Linked DNA regions of Homo sapiens: region 1 is linked to region 2. Evidence: read pairs that join two places in POLR2A ChIA-PET (ENCODE). Cell type or tissue: OCI-LY7. All regions are shown on one strand. Links, peaks and the distances in the headings refer to the core of each region. The heading gives the core; the rest is flanking DNA.

Region 1 (10,440 bases), core at 2,650-7,649, 160 kb before region 2:
TAAGCCACCATGCCCAGCTAATTTTTGTATTTTTTGTAGAGACGAGGGTTTCACCATGTTGCCAAAGCTGGTTTCAAACTCCTGAGCTCAAGCAGTCCACCTGCCTTGGCCTCCCAAAGTGCTGGGATTACAGGTGTGAGCCATCACATCCCACATTTTTATTTTGTTTATTTTTTTATTTTTATTTTTTGAGACAGTCTCGCCTTGTCGCTCAGGTTGGAGTACAATGGTGTGATCTCGGCTCACTGCAACCTCCGCCTCCCAGGTTCAAATGATTCTCCTGCCTCAGCCTCCTGGGTGGCTGGGATTACAGGCGCCTGCCACTACACCTAGCTAATGTTTGTATGTTTAGTAGAGATGGGGTTTCACCATGTTGGCCAGGCTGGTCTCGAACTCCTGACCTTGTGATCCACCCCCCTCGCCTCCCAAAGTGCTGGGATTATAGGTGTGAGCCACTGCGCCCAGCCAAGCCAAAAGCCTACAGCACCCGTTATTCCCAGGTGGTCTCCCATCTAAGTACTAACCAGGCCCAAACCTGCTTAGCTTCACGAGATCAGGCACGTTCCTGGTAGTATGGCCATAGACTGCTTTTTTAACTAGAGACTAGGTGTCTCTATGTTGCCCAGGTTGATCTCAAACTTCTGGGCTCAAGCAATCCTCCAGCCTTAGCCTCCTCAAATGCTGGTATTACAGGTGTGAGCTACTGCGCCAAGATTCTGAATTTCTAACAAGCTTCTGGGAGACACCCCAGGCTGTGGGTCCACAAGCCACAAAAGGAGTCCTGAGAATGCAGGCGAGAGGCTCTCAAAGTCTGGCCCCCAGACTAGCAGCTTCACCTGGGAACTTGTTAGAAAAGCAAAGCACCAGCCCAACCCAGACCTCCTGAATCAGAAACTCTGTGGTGGGACACAGTCCTATCTAACAAGCCCTCCAGGAGCTTCCGAGGCAGCTGGCGTTTCAGAACCACTGCTACAGGAGGTACCAGTTCTCAACCTTGGTGGCCCAAGGAGAAACTGAAAAAAATCTGATGCCTGGGGTCCCACGCTCAGAAATTCTCATTTAAATGGGCATGAGATGGTGGTGGCGGCTGCTGCTTCTTTTTCTTCTCCTTCTCCTTCTTCTTCTTTTCTTCTTTCTCCTTCGTTGTTTAAAATAAAGCTCTCCAGGCAACGTGAATGTCTCATCAGTGCCGGATCCTTGAGCTAGAGGGTGCTGGGCCTCCAAGCATTCCGGTGGCCCAGACATCCCCAGGCAGGCCTGATTCCTCTGCATTCTTGCCCAGGCCTCCCAGTGACTGCCTTCTTATATTTGGTTATTTCTCCCTCCCTCCCCAAACACAACAATTCAAAATATTCTCAGCTCCCAGACCATAAACAAAGCGGGAGAGGAGAGTTCCCTGACTATTTTGTTCCCACTTATGGCCTGATCCAAGGCTGACCTGATTGGGCCCTCGGGACTGGTCATCTGAGCCGGGGTGGGGTGGGCCCCGTTCTCAGGCTGCCCCAGCTCCACTCCTGGATTCCCAGGATCCCTCAGCTCTAGATGACCCCAGGTATTCCCCAAAGCCACTTCCCCAGGGAAACAGAGGTCAGCAAGTGACTTGTCCCATGACACAGCGCAATGCCCAGAAGGTCCCTCTGATCTGTGGTTTCTAGCCTTGGGGGCAGATGTGTGGGATCTGGGATTCAGAGAGATGTGTGTTCAATTCCAGGATCTGCCTCTTACCAACTGTGACCTTAGGCACAGGATCAGCCCCAAATTGAGCCTCATTTTGTCCATCTGTAAAATGAGGATGGCACTAGAGCCCCGTCTAGGGTGAATGTGAAGGTCAGAGCCTGCACAAGGTGAGTGTTCATAATTATCACTGTCATTCTGATGATTTCTGCCAGGATGACAAAACCAGCAAGAATGAGCAAGAAGAGAGGGGCAGGGGGCACAGGAGGTTGTCCATCTGAGTCTCAGGTGCTTGACCTGGGCCCAGGGGCTCATTCTGGAGTATGGGAAGGGAAGAGACAGGTCCAGGTTACCAAAGGGGATCCTAGACAGGCCCTGGGGAAGGAGAGAAGTTAATACCCTTGTTGTGCAAGTGGCACCTCGGGTGGAGGTGACATTTGCCACATGGGAACTTGAACCTGGTCTCTAGAGGCATTATCATCCCTCGTGCTTTGATGCTATTTGTAGCCTTTAAGCCTGTTATTCTACACTTGTGTATTGAAAGGCTCGGGCCCAGCACTTTCCTTATTTGATAAATGTGTTGTCCCCTGTGGGTCAGTGGTCGAGAAAACCACTGGGATGACACCAGGACACCCCTGACACTGGCAGAGTTCTACCCCGAGACAACAAATGCTGCAAATACTGTCTCAGTATTGAAAAGTTATATGTCAGGCTAATACGCTGTTAGGTACAAACCACCCTGCCCTCCCGCCTTGGTGTGCTTATTTTCATGGTGAGCTGGAGGCCAGCTTAGAATGTAAATTCCCAGGCTCCTTGGAGCTGGATCCTGCAAGCGGTGGCTGGGGAGTGCCAGCCCCCATCTGAGGCCCTGGCCTGTGGCCTGCCCCTCACCCCTCCTCTCCTGCCATTCCAAGCTCCGTCCTACCCCTTGAGCAGCTCTGGTCCATGCAGAGGGACAACCCACCTTCCATTCAAGCTCAGCCCCCAAGCACAGCCCACCTTTCCCCCCTAAGCCTGGGTACACACCAGTGTGCCTCTCCGCCCTCAGCTGAATGAATGGGGGAGAGGCCCACGGGCAGGGACTCTGGGGCCTGGGGTACCCAGGGTTCAATTTAGAAGCTAGAGGGCGCTGGCTTATGATGGTCACATCCCCTGGACCCTGTGGAATGTGTATATGACCTTGTGGGAAGGTGTGCAGCCACAGGAGGGCCCCTCTGGGAACCCATAGGCATGGGCTCCTCTGTCTGGGGCCTAAGGGTAGTCCTAGTGCCTCCCACACAGCACCAATGCAGAGCCGAATGCAGGAAAGGGCTGGTCATGGAAAGACATACAATTTGTGTTATTATTATTATTTTATTTATTTATTTATTTATTTTGAGACAGAGTTTTGCTCTTGTTGCCCAGCCTGGAGTGCAATGGTGCGATCTTGGCTCACCGCAACCTCCGCCTCCCAGGTTCAAGTGATTTTCCTGCCTCAGCCTCCCAAGTAGCTGGGGTTACAGGTGTGCACCACCATGCCCGGCTAATTTTGTATTTGTGGTAGAGACTGGGTTTCACCGTGTTGATCAGGCTGGTTTTGAACTCCTGACCTCAAGTGATCCACCCGCCTCAGCCTCCCAAAGTGCTGGGATTACAGGCGTGAGCCACCTCGCCCGGCCTCGTATTATTATTGATGGTGACATGGAAAGCCTCCAAGGCTGGCCCTACATAAGACAGAGAAAAACAGGAACTCACAATCCGGCAGGGGGAAGGCATGAATATTTACTGAGCTCCTACTGTGTGCCAGGCACTGAGCCAAGTGCTCACAGATGCTCTCTCATGGACCTCTCCTAATAGCCTGGGAGGAGGGATCCATTTCGTGGATGAGCTGGGATTTGAATCTAAGTGTATCAGACCCTAAGCTATGAGCCCTGCTCCTTCCCGTGGGCCAGAGGAGCAACAAAAGCTAAGAGGAGATGACAGAGCAGCAGAGATAGGGCAGGAAGGAGATCGCCACACAGCCAGGACGAGGGTGAAAGGGGTGTCTGGTTTTGGACATGAGCCCTATGACCTCTGTCATTTACTGTGTGACCTTACTGACAAGATGCAGGACGGCTGCCTGCAGGCACCCCGCTTTTCCTTACTGATGGACTAGGGAAGTGAGAAGGAAAAAAAATCTTCACTTGGGTTATAATAACCTTTTGTGTGAGCCAAATTTTGCCCAAGTCCAGCTGCCTTGGAGCACAGTCATAATTCTGCAGTCCACCGGCTGTCACTGCTCGTGCTTACGACACACACACTGAATCTGTTTGTTCAGCCTTCAGGGTTTAATGCCCTGCTGTGTCCATGTGCTCAGCTCATAGCCACCATGCATGACTTGGGACTTCTGAATGGGACCAAGAAATATCTAACATGCGATTTCCTGGAAAGCACATAGGAGTTTGGCCCAGATCCAGACTTGGCAGGTAACTTGCTGTGTGACTGTGGACAAATGACTGAACCTTTCTGGGCATCAATTCCCTCAAACATAGAGGGAAGGTGGGCAGGGATGGGACACCCACCCCTGAAGCCTCAATCATGAGAAGCATCCCAGAATGAGACGTATTCAGGTAATAAGGGAGTTTTTCTCTTTTTTTTTTGTTATTTAAAAAATGGATATGTAATAGTTTTATATATTTTTGGGGTCCATGTGATATTGTGATACCTGTATATGATGTGCTGTGATTAGATCAGGGTAATTGGGATCTCCATCACCTCAAACATTTATCTTTTCTGACCAGGCATGGTGACTCACACCTGTAATCCCAGCACTTTGGGAGGCTGAGGCGGGCAGATCACTTGACATCAGGAGTTTGAGACCAGCCTGGCCAACACGGTCTCTACTAAAAATACAAAAATTAGCCGGGCATGGTGGTGTGCGCCTGTAGTCCCAGCTACTCCGGAAGCTGAGGCAAGAGAATAGCTTGAATCCTGGAGGTGGAGGTTGCAGTGAGCTGAGACTGTGCCACTGCACTCCAGCCTGGGTGACACAGAAAGACTACATCTCAAAAAAAAAAAAAAAATTCTCTTTTCTTTGTGTTGGGAACATTTCAATTCTTTTCTTCTAGCTACTTTGAAATATACAATAAATGATTGTTAACTATAACTTCCTTATTATAAATTTTCCCTTTTCAATTCTCATTTATTCAGTTGCTCAATCAAGAAGAAGCTGCCAGGCACAGTGGCTTGTGCCTGTAACCCCAGAACTTTGAGAGGCTGAGCGGGGTGGATCACCCAAAGTCAGGAGTTCAAGACCAGCCTGGCCAACATGGTGAAATGCCGTCTCTACTAAAAATACAAAAATTCGCTGGGTGTGGTGGTGGGTGCTTGTAATCCTAGCTACTCAGGAGGCTGAGACAGGAGAATCCCTTGAACCCAGAGGCAGAGGTTACAGTGAGCCGAGATCGTGCCACTGCCCTCCAGCCTGGGCAACAAAGAGTGAAACTCTTGTCTAAAAAAAAAAAGAAGAAGAAGAAGGAGAAGGAGAAGGAGCGGGAGAAGGAGAAGAAGAAGAAGAAGAAGAAGCCTCAGTGAAGTGCTCCAGCATCTTCACCCCCTTGGTCACTTGCTCATCTCCTTGATGAACAAAAGCGGCCCCAGATCAGAGCCATCGAGCACCTGCAGCCAGCAAGGTTGGCTGGTTTTCATTGTGTGCATTTTTAAGGCGTCTTCTATTTATAGAAAGGATTGTGGTCTTGCATTTGTAGCAGCGATGAAAGCTTTACTTTTTGGCAAAATGTGTGCAAGTTGTTTAGAAGTGAGTCTGTTTGAAAAAAAAAATTAAATGAATAATGATTTAGGAGGTGAGTTTGTTTCCTAGGGCTGCTGTGATGAAGTGCCACAAACCTGGTGGCTTAAAACAACAGAAATGTGTTCTCGCACAATCCAGAGGCTGGAGTCCTAAGTCAAGGTGGTGGCTCCCTCTGAGGCTCCTGGTGGAATCCTTCTTTGCCTCTTCCTGGCATCTGGTGGCCTCTCTCAGTTCTTGGCGTTCCTTGGCTTGCAGCTGCGTCACTGCACTCCTGGCCTCTGTCATCACATAGCCATCTTCCTCTGTGTCCCTGTGTCCAAATTTTCCTCTTCTTATAAGGACTCTAGTCTATTGCATTAGGACCCACCCTAATGACGTCATCTTAACTTGATTACATCTGCAAGGACACTATCTCCAAATAAGGTCACATTCACAGGTAGCAGGAGTTAGGACTTCAACATCTCTTTTGGAGGAAACACAACGTGACCCATAACAGATGGGTTGCAGCAAAAGGAAAATTTATGCAGGAAGACCTGACAGCTAAAAGTCTGGGGAGAGCTGCTCAGGCCAATCTCTTGGGAGAGGGACTCCGGCCCTGTGCAGGGTGGCTGGGGGCGACTTGGACAATCCCAACGTCTCTCCCTGAGTCATGGTTCCCTAGGATTTTCAAACTGGGTTCCATAGAGTCCCTAGGAGATCTGGGGAGATCCAGATCTCCAGACACCCAACATCACCTCCACTTTGCTCCAACCACTATAGGGGCAGTGGCAAAATTGTTTGACTAAAAGGCACCCAAATAATTTTAAAGATAAAAGCACTTTAAAATCATCAGGTTAGGCCAGGCGTGGTGGCTCACGCCTGTAATCCCAGCACTTTGGGAGGCCGAGGCAGGTGGATCACCTGAGGTCAGGAGTTCGAGACCAGCTTGGCAAACATGGTGAAACACCATCTCCACTAAAAATATAAAACTTAGCCGGGTGAAGTGGTGTGTGCCTGTGGTCCCAGCTACTCAGGAAGCTGAGGCACGAGAAACACTTGAACCCGGGAGGTAGAGGTTGCAGTGAGCCAAGATCTAGCCACTCCACTCCAGCCTGGGTGACAGAGCAAGACTCTGTCTTGAAAAAAAAAAAAAAAAATTAGGTTAGAGGATCTGTGTCTCCTCCCAGCCCCACACATTCTGATTTTAATGTACCCTCCTGCTCTGGCTAGGAAGAAAGGACCAGGGCTGCTGCTTAATTTTCTCTGGGAAGAAAGTGTCTATTTGCCTGTTTACACAGATTTCCCCCTCAGGAACGGTCCCCGTCTCAGCTGCAGAGGAAGCAGGAGAACTCAGCTTGGGCAGTGTCGCCTTTTGCTCCCAGGCTTCCACCACTCTGGGGACCTTTCAGTTCCTCTGACTCGCAGCTGCCTCCCTTCTGACCACAGGGAGCTTGCTCACACTGTTCCTTCTGCTGGGAACATTCTGACACCCTTCACTTGGCAGGTTTCTGTGCATCCTTTGGTCCTGTCCTTGGGGAAGTCTTCCCTGGTACTCCCTATGTGAGCAAGACCCCACCGCATTCCTGTTTCATAATCTATAGAACCATGGTTCATCCTGGGGTCCACATCAGACTCATCTTAGGAGCTTCTTAAAGAGATGTCTCACCCCCTGAGATGGATTCATGTGGTGTGGTGTGAGGTCCAAGAGTCTGCCTTTAAGAAACTCCCCAGCTCACTCTCATACACAGCCAAGGTTGAGAGTCACTAAGAATTATAATGATCCAGGCCAAGTGCAGTGGCTCATGCCTGTAATCCCAGCTCTTTGAGAGGCCAAGGTGGGCGGATCACCTGAGGTCAGGAGTTTGAGACCAGCCTGACTAACATGGTGAAACCCTGTCTCTACTAAAAATACAAAAATTAGCCGGGCGTAGTGGCGGGCACCTGTAATCCCAGCTACTTGGGAGGCTGAGGCACAAGAATTGCTTGAACTCAGGAGGTGGAGGTTGCAGTGAGCTGAGATCACACCATTGCATTCCACCCTGGGCGACAGAGTGAGATTCCATCTCAAAAAAAAAAAAAAATTATAATGATCCAAAGAACCCTCTATCCACAATTTCCATATTCAAAAAGTTTTGAAAAACAAAACAAAACAAAAACCCAAATTTGGTGGCAAAACTTGAAATTTTGTGAAACTATTTAGAAACAATTTAGCTCATATACTGTGGTTCTTTTTCTTTTCTTTCTTTCTTTCTTCTTCTTTATTTTTTAGAGATGGGGCTCTCGCTATGTTGCCCTGGCTGGTTTTGAACTCCTTGATCACTCAAGTGATCCTCCTGCCTTGGCCTCCCAAAGGGTTGGAATTACAGGCTTGAGCTATCATGTCCAGCCCACCTACTGTGAATAGTCATAGATTTTGCTGTAGAAATATCAATGTGATTGATTATGGGAAGCGACTCCACACCCCACTGGGGTGACGTGTAACACTTATGGAACATGCTCCGAGTTGTCCTTCTGATAGCCAGGCACATTTGGACTCAGGAACTTGGAAAGGGAACTGTGGACTCTGGGCTATAGTTGATGATGGCTGACTTTCTAGACTGTGTCCATGTGCTGGGCTGGAGAGAAGTACTTTACGCGCTGTCTTCTCAAATCCTCATTACCTGGGAAGAAGGCATAATTTCCAAACACATTTCATAAGGAGGAAATCAGAGCTCAGAGAGAGAAGTAACTGGCCCAAGGTCTGACAGCTAGAAAGTAGGAAGGATGGAGTTCCACCCAGGCAGGCCCCAAAGCCCCTTCATTTCACAGCCTTGGTCCTTAAGTGGAAACATCATTTGAGGGATGGTGCCTGTGGCATCTGTGTGTGCTGCTAGTTGGGGTGAAGACCAGGTCTGCATGGCTTACCATCGGCTCCTGGGACCCAGCAGGGTGTCTGGTGTGTGCTGGGGGCCCAGAGTTCCCTTGGGCCAGGGTGGCAAAGCTGGCGCACTTGTCCCCTTTCCTCGGAGACCTGCATTTGGCCAGGTGCCCTGTGCCTTGGCCATCCTTCAAGCCCGAGGGACAGATTTAGTGCCCTTAATCCTCCTCTTCAGTCAAGCCCCTGCTTGTCACCGGCCTGCCTGGGACCCTTGGAGCAGCCCTCCTGGTGAGGCCTGTCTCTCCAGTCTCAAAGGCCTGAGCTCTACCCGTAGAAAGGAGCCGAACAAAGGTACCTCAGTCTGGGTCTGTGGAGCGGGTGCTGGACTGGGAATCCACCTGGCCGTTTTGTTCCTACTAGCTGGGTGACCACGTGGCAGATTGGGAAGTGGCCATAATACTTGACAGCCCTCCCCGTCAAGAGGCAGGATGCATCTGGGCTGACCCTGTGTCTTGCTTGGGGTAAGAGAATGTGGTGGGAACATGGGTGCCTAGAGGCCTCTCAGCTTCTGCTCTTGACACCAAGAGTAGCTGAGATTACAGGCGCCTGCCAACACACCCGGCTAATTTTTGTATTTCCCTTGCCATGGGGACCAGAGGCCATGTGGGGGGAGGCCCACCCGCTGACTACCTGCTCATAAGGAGCCCCTCCAGGCCAGCAGCAGACCCACCCAACTGAGCCAAGCCCAGACGGCCAACCTGCAGAACTGACAGCCAAATAGATCTTTATTGTTGAAACCCCTTACTTTCTGGATAGCTTGTTACACAGATTAAGCTAACAAACACCTTCCACTCCAATCCTCTCTAGGCTGGTGAGGAGTAAATAAGATGACACTTTGGACAGTGCCCGGCACAAAGGATGCCCAATAAATGCTGATATTCTCCTGCTTCTGTGTCAAAATACTTGTTATCGACCCAAAGAAAAGGAAGGAAGCCTCTCCTCATGGTGATTTTTACTACTATTACATTTCACCCGGGACTGGTTCCCTTCTCCTTGCCTTGGTTAAGGGAGAGGCTCCTGTTGGTGCTTTGGGGTTAGATGTCCCTCAGGAAAGCCTTCCTTGACCAGGGTGTTAGACCATGGGGAACTCACAAGAACACCCAGGAAAAGCATTCATTAAGAGAGACAAGAATTCCAACTTCAAAGGAGTCAGTCTCAGAAGAGGAGCTCATAAAAAAGCCTGAAGAGGAATGGCAGGAGGCTGAAGGAAACCAGAAGACGGAGTGTCATGGAAGCCAAAAGAAGAGCGTGGGAATCAGGAGGGAGGGAGGTGAACAGAGTCGAAGGAAGGTTCAGTGCAAGAGGATTAACAGGTGATGTGGATGTGCCTACCTGGAGATCAGCCCTCCCTGGCCCTAGCGAGATGGGATTCCATGGAGTGGAGGTGCTGGAAGTGGCTCAAGGAGGAAGCCACATGCACACGTGAAGGGCTGAAGCACATGCATATTATGTTTTCAAACACTGTCTTATGTATGTGTTTCTTCAGCTTCCGTCCAGGATTGCCTTCTGTGCTAGGGACTGGGGGTGGCAGAAGTAAATGGGACAGTCTGCGCATTTCTCTAAGAGATGTGAGGTCCATCAGGAAACACAAAGATGAAGGAGGAATGAATAAATGACAGATGATGAGTGAAGTCTCACTGGGGACCCCACCAAGGGACCCCAGCACAGAGAGTAGGGCAGCCCCACTGGCATGTCTGAGCTGTGTGATCTTGGGCAAACGACCTCACCGCATGGGCCTCTGCGTCCTCACCTAGATCGTGGAGCTGGGACAGTGCCCAGCACTTTAGGCTCTTTGGTAAGGAGGAGCGGTGAGATCCCACAAAGGGACAATGCTGTGGGTGTGAGCGGCTCCCCTTGGCCGGCAAAGCCTCCAGGGAGCTCTGCGCTTCACCTTTTTTTATTTTTATAAAGCATGTCTGGGCGGGTGTGGTGGCTCACGCCCTGTAATCTCAGCGCTTTGGAAGGCCTAGGCAGGTGGATCACGAGGTCAGGAGTTCAAGACCAGCCTGACCAAGGTAGTGAAACCCCGTCTCTACCAAAATACAAAAATTAGCCGGGTGTGTTGGCAGGCACCTGTAATCTCAGCTACTCAGGAGGCTGA
Region 2 (10,440 bases), core at 2,348-7,347:
GCACAGAAGAGGAGACCATGTTAGGTTATAATGACATTGTGAAGAACAGGACAGACATGGTCTGCCCATCACTGCCCTTTTCTTTCTTTCTTTCTTTCTTTCTTTCTTTCTTTCTTTCTTTCTTTCTTTCTTTCTTTCTTTCTTTCTTCTTTCTTTCTTTCTTTCTTTCTTTCTTTCTTTTTCTTTCTTTTATGAGACAGAGTCTCATCTGTCACTAAGGCAGGAGTGCAGTGGCATGATCTCAGCTCACTACAACCTTTGCCTCCTGGGTTCAAGACATTCTTGTGCCTCAGCCTCCCATGTAGCTGGGATTACAGGCATGCACCACCACACCCAGCTAATTTTTTGTATTTTTAATAGAAACGGGGGTTTTACCATGTTGCCCAGGCTGGTCTCGAACTCCTGAGCTCAGGCAATCCGCCTGCCTCGGCTTCTCAAAGTGCTAGGATTAAAGGCACGAGCCACCGCACCCAGCCCATCAGTGCACTTTCAACCTCGTCTACAACATCCCATCCACCACTTCTCCTCCTCTACCACAACACCTCCAAGGACAGGAAGCTTACAACTTCCTGGGACTGTCCTTTTCACTTTCTGACAACTTTATCAGAAAGCTCCAGCTGTCAACGAGCTCTCAAGCCCTGAAGTAATCTGTTTCCTGCAGAGTGCTGATGGTGTGGTGTGAACTCCAAGGCAGCTGTCATCATACACTCATTCGCCTATCGCTGGCTGAGACTCCCGCTGGAGCATGCGACATAAGTTAATCACTTCCACTTCTCACCAGCGGGGCTCCTTGTCCTTTTTCTGCCTCTGGCCATTCATGCTCAGCAGACAACTGATAGTCACAGCACTGACTGGAACATAGGCAAGATTCCGGGCCAGCCAGATATAGCCCATTATCGCTGCAGCTACAGTGTGCAAGCTCATTGAGAAGTCAGGGAACACTTTATCAATGAGGAGGCTGTCCCAGAAGCTCTGGCGTTGGGTTTCACGTGAAGGGATGAAGGTGAAGAGAAAGGCTCCAGAGATAGCAGGGCCTGCTTATCTGAAATGCTTCCCCCAGTGAAGTCAAAGTGCCACAGCCATCTCAGGTGGAAATGAACCATAGAACGTCAGAGCTGGAAGATCTCGGAGGCTTTACAGAAGGAGAAAATGAGGCCCAACGAGAGTATCTGGATTGACCAAGGTCATATAGGGAAACCATCTAAGAGACTCAGGTCTCCTACAAGAAAAGGAAGGGCTCTTTTGTCCTTTGCAAGCTGAATCAGGGTTTGAGAGGGAAGAGAAGGGTTTTTGAAGGTCTTCATGCTTTGCATGTTTGCTTTGAAAACATACAAAAGGGTTAGTAAGGAGTCAGGAATGAGCTGTTTCCTCAGAATCCCAGTTCACAACTCTCATTACTAGATGACATCTTGAACATAACCCTGAGATCCACGTGGAAGTAAATATAAATCCACTTACTTGTTGGTTTAATCTATAAATATTTATTGAGCAGAGTCTCATTCATTCCTTTAGCAGGGCCTCTTCCCAGCTGCAGAGGTGAGCTGGGCATACAGTTCTCACTTTCATGGAACTCAGGTTCTAGCCGGTGAGATGGGCAATAAACGAACAAGCGAATATAGAAAATGAGATGGGGATACATGCTGTGAAATTTTAAAATGCAGCTTAAGGGCATAGGAAGCTCTGGGGACATGGGGTTGCCATTGATAACAGGGCAGTCAAGGAAGGTATTATGGAGACGCTGATATTGAGCAGAACTCTGAAAAAATGAGGAAGCAAGTCTCGGGGCCATCTGCAAAAAGTACTGCAGGCAGGAAAACCAATGGTGCAAAGACCCTGGGGCAGGAGTGAGCTTGTCACATTTAAGGAACATCAGGGAAACCAGGGAAGCTGGAGAAAAGGGTGCAAGAAGGAGAGGGGTCAGAGATGAGGAGGGAGGGTGGAGAGTTGGTTGGGGGCAGGTCAGGTAGGGCCTTGTGCACTGCTGTTGGGACTTTGGATTTGTTCTGAGTAGATGCAAGTCACTGAAATCTTTTTAGCCAAGAAGTGACATGACCTGACTCTCCTTTCCAAAGGTTGCTGAGGCTGCACGGTTGAGAAAGAGCGGCAAGAAGGCAAAGGCAGACACAGGAGGACCACCTCTGACGATGGTGATGAATTGGACGTGGGGAGGAGTCAAGGCAACACAGAGGTTTTGGCCTGAGCTCATGGACAGACAGAGTTGTCATTTACTGGGATGGGGAAAAAAGCAGGAGGATCAGGGTGGGGTGAGAAGAGAGCCAGGAGCTTGCTTTGGGCCATGTGTAGTTTGACATATCTACAATCTCTAAGGGGAGGTTGCAGGCAGGCAGCTGAGTATAGAGTCAGTCGTCCAGGAAGGAGGTTAAGCTAGTAATACTGATTTGGGAGCTGTTGACTTACAGGAGGCATTTAAAACCTGTGTGCCTCAGAATGAACATCACCAAGGGAGTGATTGTGGTCAGAGAAGCGGAGACCCAGGCCTGAACCTGGGAGCCCCCAGCATTCAGTGGTCAAGGCAGTCAGGAGACACCAGCAAAGGGGACTGGGAAGGAGTGGCTGGCGAGGGAGGAGAAGCAGAGGAGCGGTCTGCAAGGGGAAGAGAAGGCTTCAGGAAGGTGGGGCCCACAGCTGTGTCTACTGCCGCTGATGGGCCAAGAGAGAATGAGGAGTGACTGTAGTCCCTGGGATTCAGCCACTTGGAGGCGCATAGCTGGCCTTGACAAAATATTTTGGTTGTGTAGTGGGTACAAAAGCCTGATTTTGTGACTGTGATGAGAGCAATAGGAGACAAGGGGCATGAATGATTCTTTTGAAAACTTTTATTATCAAGAGGAGCAAGGAAATGAGGACCTAGGTGGAGGGGGTTGTGGGGTCAAGAGGGAAAACGGCACTCAAAGTTTCTGAAAATGCTGTCCCTCTTCACACCTCATGTTTCCATCAGCCAGGGACCTGTGGGCTTCTGGCCACGTCCCCTCTTGCCCTCCCTCCTTATCACAACTTCACTGCCACCATCTATCTACCTTGGAGAACTTCAGGGCCCATCTCAACATTTCTGTGCAGTTTAGTTGGGAGAAAGATATTAATCAGATAAACACACCAGTAAATATAGGAAGGCAACTTACTATAAGCATAAAATGGAAAAGCAGAGTGTCCTTTGAAGGAGAATCATAGAGGGAAATGGTCAATATGAGGGGGCTTGGGGGAAGTCTCTCCAAGGAAATGGCTTGAAAGCTAAAATCTGAAGGATGAGTAATAATTCACCAAATGACAAATGATGGGAAGGGTGTTCATAAAATGTGGAACACCTGATTCTGTCACTATTCGGGGTGCCACTGTGTAACCCACACAGACCTAGGGGGACCGAACAAAGGGAGTGAATGCGGGAATAAAAGACAAGAGACAAAAGAGTGTATTTGGAAGAAGGAGTCAGGGGGCACTTTGCTTCTAGTAGACAAGGGCCCTGAGCTTTACACAGCCCTCCATATTTATTAGGCAAAAGAGATAGTGAGAAGGGGGGTGGAAGAAGGGGTCAGCTGCTCAGTCCAGAGTAGGCTTGCAAGACTGCATTCCTCGAACAACAGGCTCTAGATGTCGCAGTAGATAACCTCAGTGCCAGGGAGTGATTGCCTCCAGCAAACCTTCTGTCGGCAGGAGCAGTTGTGAGTTTGCCCACATTCTGCATTCATGATAAACAGTTTGCTGTTTGATCACATAGCCTCCAGTGGAATGCCGAATCCTACGGGCCTTCGGCTCCCTGCATATCCCCCTTTCTGTTTATGAATTAATTGAAAGAACATAAGGCCAGGCTGGGCAGCTCTCATTCTCCAATTGGCAGTCCATCTGATTTTACAGACTATAAACAGAAGACAGAGACAAAACAACATTATTCCAAGAACCACATAAAAGATGTAACTGTGGTGTGTTAGATAGTTCCAAGGGTTGAGGCTCTCCAGGCCTTGCTGGAATCCGGTCCAGTCTTCTAAAGAAGGCTCAAATTCTTGAGTTTGCCTGTTTAAATCAAGAATTTTGTTTTGTAATTCACCAATATCAAAGGTGATGTTGGATGTGAAAGCTCCCTGAAAATGGGCTTCCACAAGGTCCCACGGATACTTACTTTGGTTATATTCTAAGTTGGTTACACAAATATGAGTGTGAGTAAAATGACAACACAATTGTTGCTGCAATTGCAAGCTTTGTTCTTGTTCCCCTAACCATAGAACCATGGATTTCAACATTACCACTTCAGTTTGTAACTCAGTGTTAATTTTATTCTGAAGTAGCCACGCTTGGCTGGCTGTGCATGTCCAGTTCTCCATGTACTAAGCTGTTTGAATAGAACTATGCAAAGCTACAGAAGATATCACAACAGAAGTTATTGGTGTGATCAAGGAAACAATAGCAAAAATTATCGTGCCTAAGGCTCTATGGACACAATGAGTTAGCTGAGTTAGAAGAAGTTTTTACAAAATGCAAAGCAGGTGTGGCAGCCCAAGGCTCAGACAGATTAACGGGAATCCATAGCCCAGGGATGAGACCTAAAATCAACAAAGTAGAGATATTACATGTTTGCAATGTGCTATGATTAATGCAGTGATATAACTGGCAAGATTTATAGGTCAATTGGGTATTGTTTACCTAGAGCTGGTCCTTCTTAGCTGCCAAAAAGACATAAGGATTAAAAACACAAACTGTAAATTGAGTGGTGATACTCTTTACAAATGTAACATTAGAACTGTGTCGTGACTCCGGTTGGCCTTCTCTCCATCTTTGCACTCAGGCTTAGCTGACTCATGGCTTGTATCAGAGGGACTGGGCCCATGGTTGGCCACCCTGTGTTCCTCCAGTCTCCCATTCCATAGTCGCACGCACCTTGAGGGCACCCACACGGTTTGTCCATCTCCTGTAAAAACACAAGCATGCCTTCTTCCCCTCATCAGTAAATCCACTGGACCTTTCCATTTTCCTTTTTCCGGCGTTTTCCATAACACTTTTGGATAAACTTTCCTCTTTTCCTCTAACATTTGCCAATGTCTTTCTGCTGGAGTCTTACCATCCATACCAGCAGTCAAAAAATTTAAAGTAAATAAGGCTAAATGTAGTTTTGATTAAGGTGGTAGTTGGCCTCCTATACCCCTTTTTTGTTTTTTCAGCATGCGTTGTAATATTTGATGTGCCTGTTCTATAATGCCTTGTCCTCTAGGATTATAAGGAATTCCTGTTTTTTGGGTTATAGCCCAAAGCTGTAAGAAATTTTGAAAAGCATGACTAGATTAAGTGGGTCCCTTGTCAGTTTTTGTTTAGGTAGCCCCATATGAGCAAATGATGACAGTGTAGCTGTACATGAACAGCTGTCTCACCTGTTTGGCATGTAGCATGCAGCATATGAGAATAAGTGAAACAAATTAAGCAGTTCTGGGTCTAGTGTACTTTTAACTGTAGAAGCTTTTATGCAATGGGCTACATTTACAACATAAGCTGAATCACAGACAATGTTGACAGGATCTGAAGCTGTAAGCTGTAAAACCTGAATGACTACAATTAGCTCTGAGCATTGAGCTAAAGCACCAGGGGTCATTATTGTTTGAGTGTGTTTAGGTCCATAGATAGTGGCATGACCTTTGGAAGAGCCATCAGTAAAATAAGTCTGTCCACCTGGAATAGGCGTGTGATGAGTAATCACAAGAAGAATGAAAGAGTGGATTTTATAAAATTGTAAAATTTTGTCTAAGGGGTAGTGGTTATCTATAGCACCCACGAAATCTGCAAAAGAGTTTGCCAGGCAGTCACCATTTCCCAAGTTGCGGCTTGTTGCTGGGAGTCTAAAGGAACAATAATTTTGTCAGGATCATATCCCATAAGCATTTTTGACCTATGCTTGCCCGTAGATGCAATTTGTGTAATTAAAGAAAGAGAAATTTGCAAGGTTTTGACTGTTTGATTAGGTGGAAAGAGCCATTCTAATGGTAAGGCAGTGGGCGGAGGAGAAATATCAATGACCCCTGTCAGAAATCCTGACACCTTAGCCCTTTTCTATCTGTTTTTCCAGTTACTGATACCGGGTTAGGATTTCATTGTAGAAACCTCCCCAAACCTTTTCCACTCTGATATCCCATGTTCTTCTACATTTTAAATTCTGAGTTATCAAAGTTTTCATTTGTAAGTCTCCCATCCCATGCTGTAAGTAAGTCTCGACCCCATAAATTGATGGCTATATTTGCAACATAAAGTTGAAAAGTACATGACTGTCCATCTGGACTGAGACGAGGTAAAATCTCAGCACTCTGTTGAACACGTTGAGCTGTTCCTACTCCCACTAAGGATGTAGAAGTTAATTGCAAGGGCCAGGATGGGGGCAATTGTCTTTAGATATTACTGACACATCAGTTCCCGTATCCATAAGCCCATAAGATTTCTTTCCTTTAATTTGTACTACACATGTGGGTCTATTAGAGGCTATGGGTTGGGATAGATAGATTTCCCATGTAGTTGTGCTCCCAAACCTTTTATTTCCTCATTTCTCCTTTCATGGAGAGGGGTGTAATTTGCAGGGAACAAGCAATAATTGAGCATTATATTCTTCAGGTTCAAAAACCCAAAGATCTTGTGACATTAAAACTACTTGAATTTCTCTTTCATAATCAGAGTCAGCAACTCCTGGGACTATAGTAATGACCTGCAAGTTAAGCCGGCTTTTGCCTAAAATTAGTCCTGTGTATCCTGTTGGTAAAAGTCCCCAAATACCAGTGGGAACTTTGATAGGTTTGTCTCCACCAACTAACGTTACCTGTTCTCTGACTGCGAGATCTAATCCTGCACTTCCTGGTGTTCCTGGGGGGAGGGAATCAATGTACCTCCGGGAACCCATCCCTGAAACAGGGTTGAGGTTTGGGCTGGGAATGCCCTCATTGTTTGTGGGGCTGGGGTCCAGGCCCCCATCTCATTTCCCGACAGGGCTGTGCCAATCTGATGAAATTTTGAGCAGCACTGATTAGCCCAGTGATTTCCTTTGTTACAGCAAGGACAAAGTCCTGGCATTTTTTCCGCTGTGGGGCAGGGTGGGGGGAACTGCATTGTAAGATCCTTTCTGTCCTGAGATCTGGTGGCATTCCTTTTTTAAATGTCCAGTTTTTCCACAATTATTTTCCCATTTTAGGGTTTGACCCTTGGCTCCTTTTAGATTTGTCAACTACTAAATTAGCCATTGCTTCAGCTAACATTGAAGAGCAATGAAGCTCAGTTCCTACATCTTGACAAGTTCTGAGAAAATTTCCCATGTTTTTTGTACATCTCACAGGTGCCAGCGCACATTTACAACCTGTGTTTGCATTACGCATAGAGGTCCTAAGGGCTCTCCAGCTATGGCAGCAGAGCATAAAATTCTTTGTATTGGGGTTTCTATTTCTGCTACCAAAGGAGGCGGTACAGATGTTTCTGCAATTGGAGGAGGGAGTATAGGTCAATTCTTATCCTCCCTCTCCTGTTTTTTATTTTCAATTGGAGCTGTGGGTGGGACAACATATTCTTTCAGATTTAGATTCAGCCTGCTCTCCTGCAGAATAAGAAGAAGATAATGTCAGAAGTACAGTATGAACTGAACTCCAAGTGAAGAAAACAGAAGAATCAACTTTAAGACCTTTTTGATGAGCCCGTTTTAATCCTTCTCGTGCTCTGTCCCAATTTTCCACATCAAGAGTGCCTGCCTGGGGAAACCATGGGTTATGCATAGTAACATTTTGTGGCTTCTGCAGGAGGTTAGTTAGTGCCTGCGAATTAACCTGAGCTCCAGACTGTCTCAACAGAACTTTAAGCAGCTGCACATAATGTTTGTCTTCAACAGACAAATTCTTCCCCTTGTTAGCCTGATTCAGAAAACTTCCGGTTCCCAGCACTTCCTTAAAGCACTACTCCCAGTACCTCCTTAGGGCACTGACCTTATATCCGCTGCTGGCAGACCCGGCCCGGCATCCCTGTTCACCTTTCAATTTCAGTTCCTCTGCTCCGGCAGACCTTCTTCGTTCATGTCCTCATAGTCCCTGTGTTCGGACTGTTGCCTGTTCAAGTGCCACTTGTAGCCTGCATGGACCTAGGGGGACTGAACCAAGGGGGCGAACCTGGGAATAAAAGACAAGAGACAAAAGAGTATATTTGGAAGAAGGGGTCAGGGGGCACCTTGCCTCTAGTGGACAAGGACCCTGAGCTTTACACAGCCCTCCATATTTATTAGGCAAAAGAGATAGTGAGAAGAGGGGTGGAAGAAGGGGTCAGCTGCTCAGTCCAGAGTAGGCTTGCAAGACTGCATTCCTCGAACAAGAGGCTCTAGATGTCACCATAGATAACCTCAGTACCAGGGAGTGATTGCCTCCAGCAAACCTTCTGTCGGCAGGAGCAGTCGTGAGTTTGCCCACATCCTGCATTCATGATAAACAGTTTGCTGTTTGATCATATAGCCTCCAGTGGAATGCCGAGTTGGTCATTTCCCATGGGCCTTCGGCTCCCTGCAATAAAACTATGAGCAGTGATTGAGGACAGGACTGGAGGCAGGCTGGGCTCAGATACTGCAGGTTCTGGTAGACTGTGTTAGGGAGGCTTTTGTTGTTATTACTCATTCCAAGTACAATGGGCAGCAATTCAGTGAGCAAACTGTTATGTCTGTCGAAATGGCCCATTTTTCTGTGCTTGAAAAAGAAGGAAAACAGTCAGAAGCAAGACACTAGGCTTCCTCGAAGGAAGGAGGAGAGACGTGGGGCATCTTATCCTGGGCTCCCCAAGAAGCAGACCTTCAGTCACGGATTTGAGTGCAAGTAGTTTATTTCATGCCAATCAGTACTGTAGGGGAGTGTGAACCGAGACAGAATGCAAGGAGGCAAGAAAGGAATTGTTAACATACAACCTACCCCCGTGAGTACGTGGAGCCAGTGGAGGACACAATGATATCCTGACGTCCTCCATGACATCTTATCTGAGGTTGGGCTGGTCGAGGGCTGCAGTTGGGGATATGGCATTAGTACTCTAGGCACTTCTAGGCTGCCATGCCTGTGGTTACAGCAGGCTCCAGCAGCCAGAGGAAGCCCTCGGCAAAGAGATGCATGTGTTGGGATATAGAAGTCAGGCCAGCTTGTGTAGGAATGCTGAGACCTGGGGGATACTGCTTTCCCATATTAAGTCCACTCCCTCCTGATACTGCTTCTTTCAGGATTTTGCCTGTCACAATTTCTACAAAGAAGTTAAGAAAGAGGGTTTGTGAAACAAGCTACAGACCCCATCAATTACCATGAATTCTAAGGTCATCATTGGTGTTCATTGTCCCTGTGTGTCACTACTCATTCTGCATAGCCCTCATACTTGACCACCACTCCTGCATATGAGCTTGCTGGTCTGCTGAGGTAACTGGGTCATCATCCCTAGAGGTTTGAAGCCCTGGTCACTGTGCACTGGGCAGACTATCATTGCTGCAATTGCCCATAAGTGTTGTCATTGGGCTGTGAAACACCAAAATGAGCCCCACTGAATCCCCTGAGCTTTGGGGCATCCTCTTCTCTGACCCCACTATCTAGCAGCAGTGCTATTTCCTCATGATAGGCAGAATCTGATATTCCTACAAGTGTAAGAACTCCTTTCTTTGCCTACTGCTCTGTTGGCATGAGAAACCTAAAATGACAAGGAGCAGCTACAGCTTTAGGCATCCCTGGGATAAGTATCTTCTCCCCATCAACCCCAGACATGCTGAGGGACCAGCATTACTGGTCCAGTGGAGCCTAAAGTTAAAGGTATTCTTGAGATGAGTCACTGTGTACAATGGTGATGGGGCCACTTTTATTTCCACTGCTTGTTTCCCATGTAGTCTATCTGATGGGGCTCCAGCTCCACATAATGCCTGCTGTTTTGAAGTGCACGTTGCTTCTCAAAAGTCAGCACCCCAAAAGTGAAAATGGCAGAATAGGGAACTACAAAAGCCCATCCCTCCACAAAAGGAGAAAATAAACTGGCAAAAGCAGTCAGAATCAACTTTATTGGAAATTGGGAAACTAACTAAAAGTTGACAGCAACCAAGACAATATTTAATCAAGAAAAAAACAAAAAACCACCAGAATCTTGATAATAGAGCTTCATGGTATTTAAATTACCCTGGCTCAGCAGTGGCCTTGAAGATAACAACCAACAACCCATATTCCTTGTATAGGCTCCTAGTACATAAGGGACAGAATCGACCTAATTTCCAAATAACTTTGGTTGTTTGTTTTGACCTGTCTTGTGGCTCCCTGAAGAATTGACTCATTGCTGAGATCTCCAAGGGCTAAGGCAGCTACTCAAGGGGAATTTGTTGAAAATTTTAAAAGGCAAATGTAACAGCTGCTGCCACTTGGGGCAATAGATAACGGTTGGGACAAACTAAAGACAAACCAAAAGGTTGGGAAAAAGGAG

The links. ChIA-PET counts read pairs that join two places held together with the same protein. Peaks named below come from ENCODE experiments on the same cell type or tissue, not always from the same donor. Only the 100,000 strongest peaks of a DNase experiment are listed, where the experiment ranks them.
Region 1: POLR2A ChIA-PET joins it to region 2 with 5 read pairs; 2 of 35 experiments call an interaction of 5 or more read pairs at or near these places.

Annotation. Positions count from the first base shown.
Region 1 is chr3:14,384,793-14,395,232 of GRCh38, reverse strand. It overlaps LOC105376959 (a long non-coding RNA gene), which reads left to right. Exons shown (of 8, transcript XR_007095825.1): 6 at 1,712-1,844; 7 at 3,971-4,118; 8 at 4,843-5,491. It also overlaps the pseudogene RNA5SP124. Among named protein-coding and RNA genes, the nearest start is that of SLC6A6, 13 kb to the left of the region's middle. RefSeq lists an enhancer at 183-922. In OCI-LY7, for the core only: CTCF peaks have their summits at 2,821 and 5,557; DNase peaks (open chromatin) are centred at 5,312, 5,812, 6,832 and 7,093; H3K4me3 peaks cover 2,357 bases; H3K27ac peaks cover 4,254 bases.
Region 2 is chr3:14,223,136-14,233,575 of GRCh38, reverse strand. LOC105376958 (a long non-coding RNA gene) reads right to left here and starts at 8,866. Exons shown (of 2, transcript XR_940606.3): 1 at 7,950-8,866; 2 at 3,427-3,871. RefSeq lists a cis regulatory region at 365-1,229. In OCI-LY7, for the core only: no CTCF peak of the experiment used is centred there; a DNase peak (open chromatin) is centred at 4,305; H3K4me3 peaks cover 1,027 bases; H3K27ac peaks cover 1,118 bases.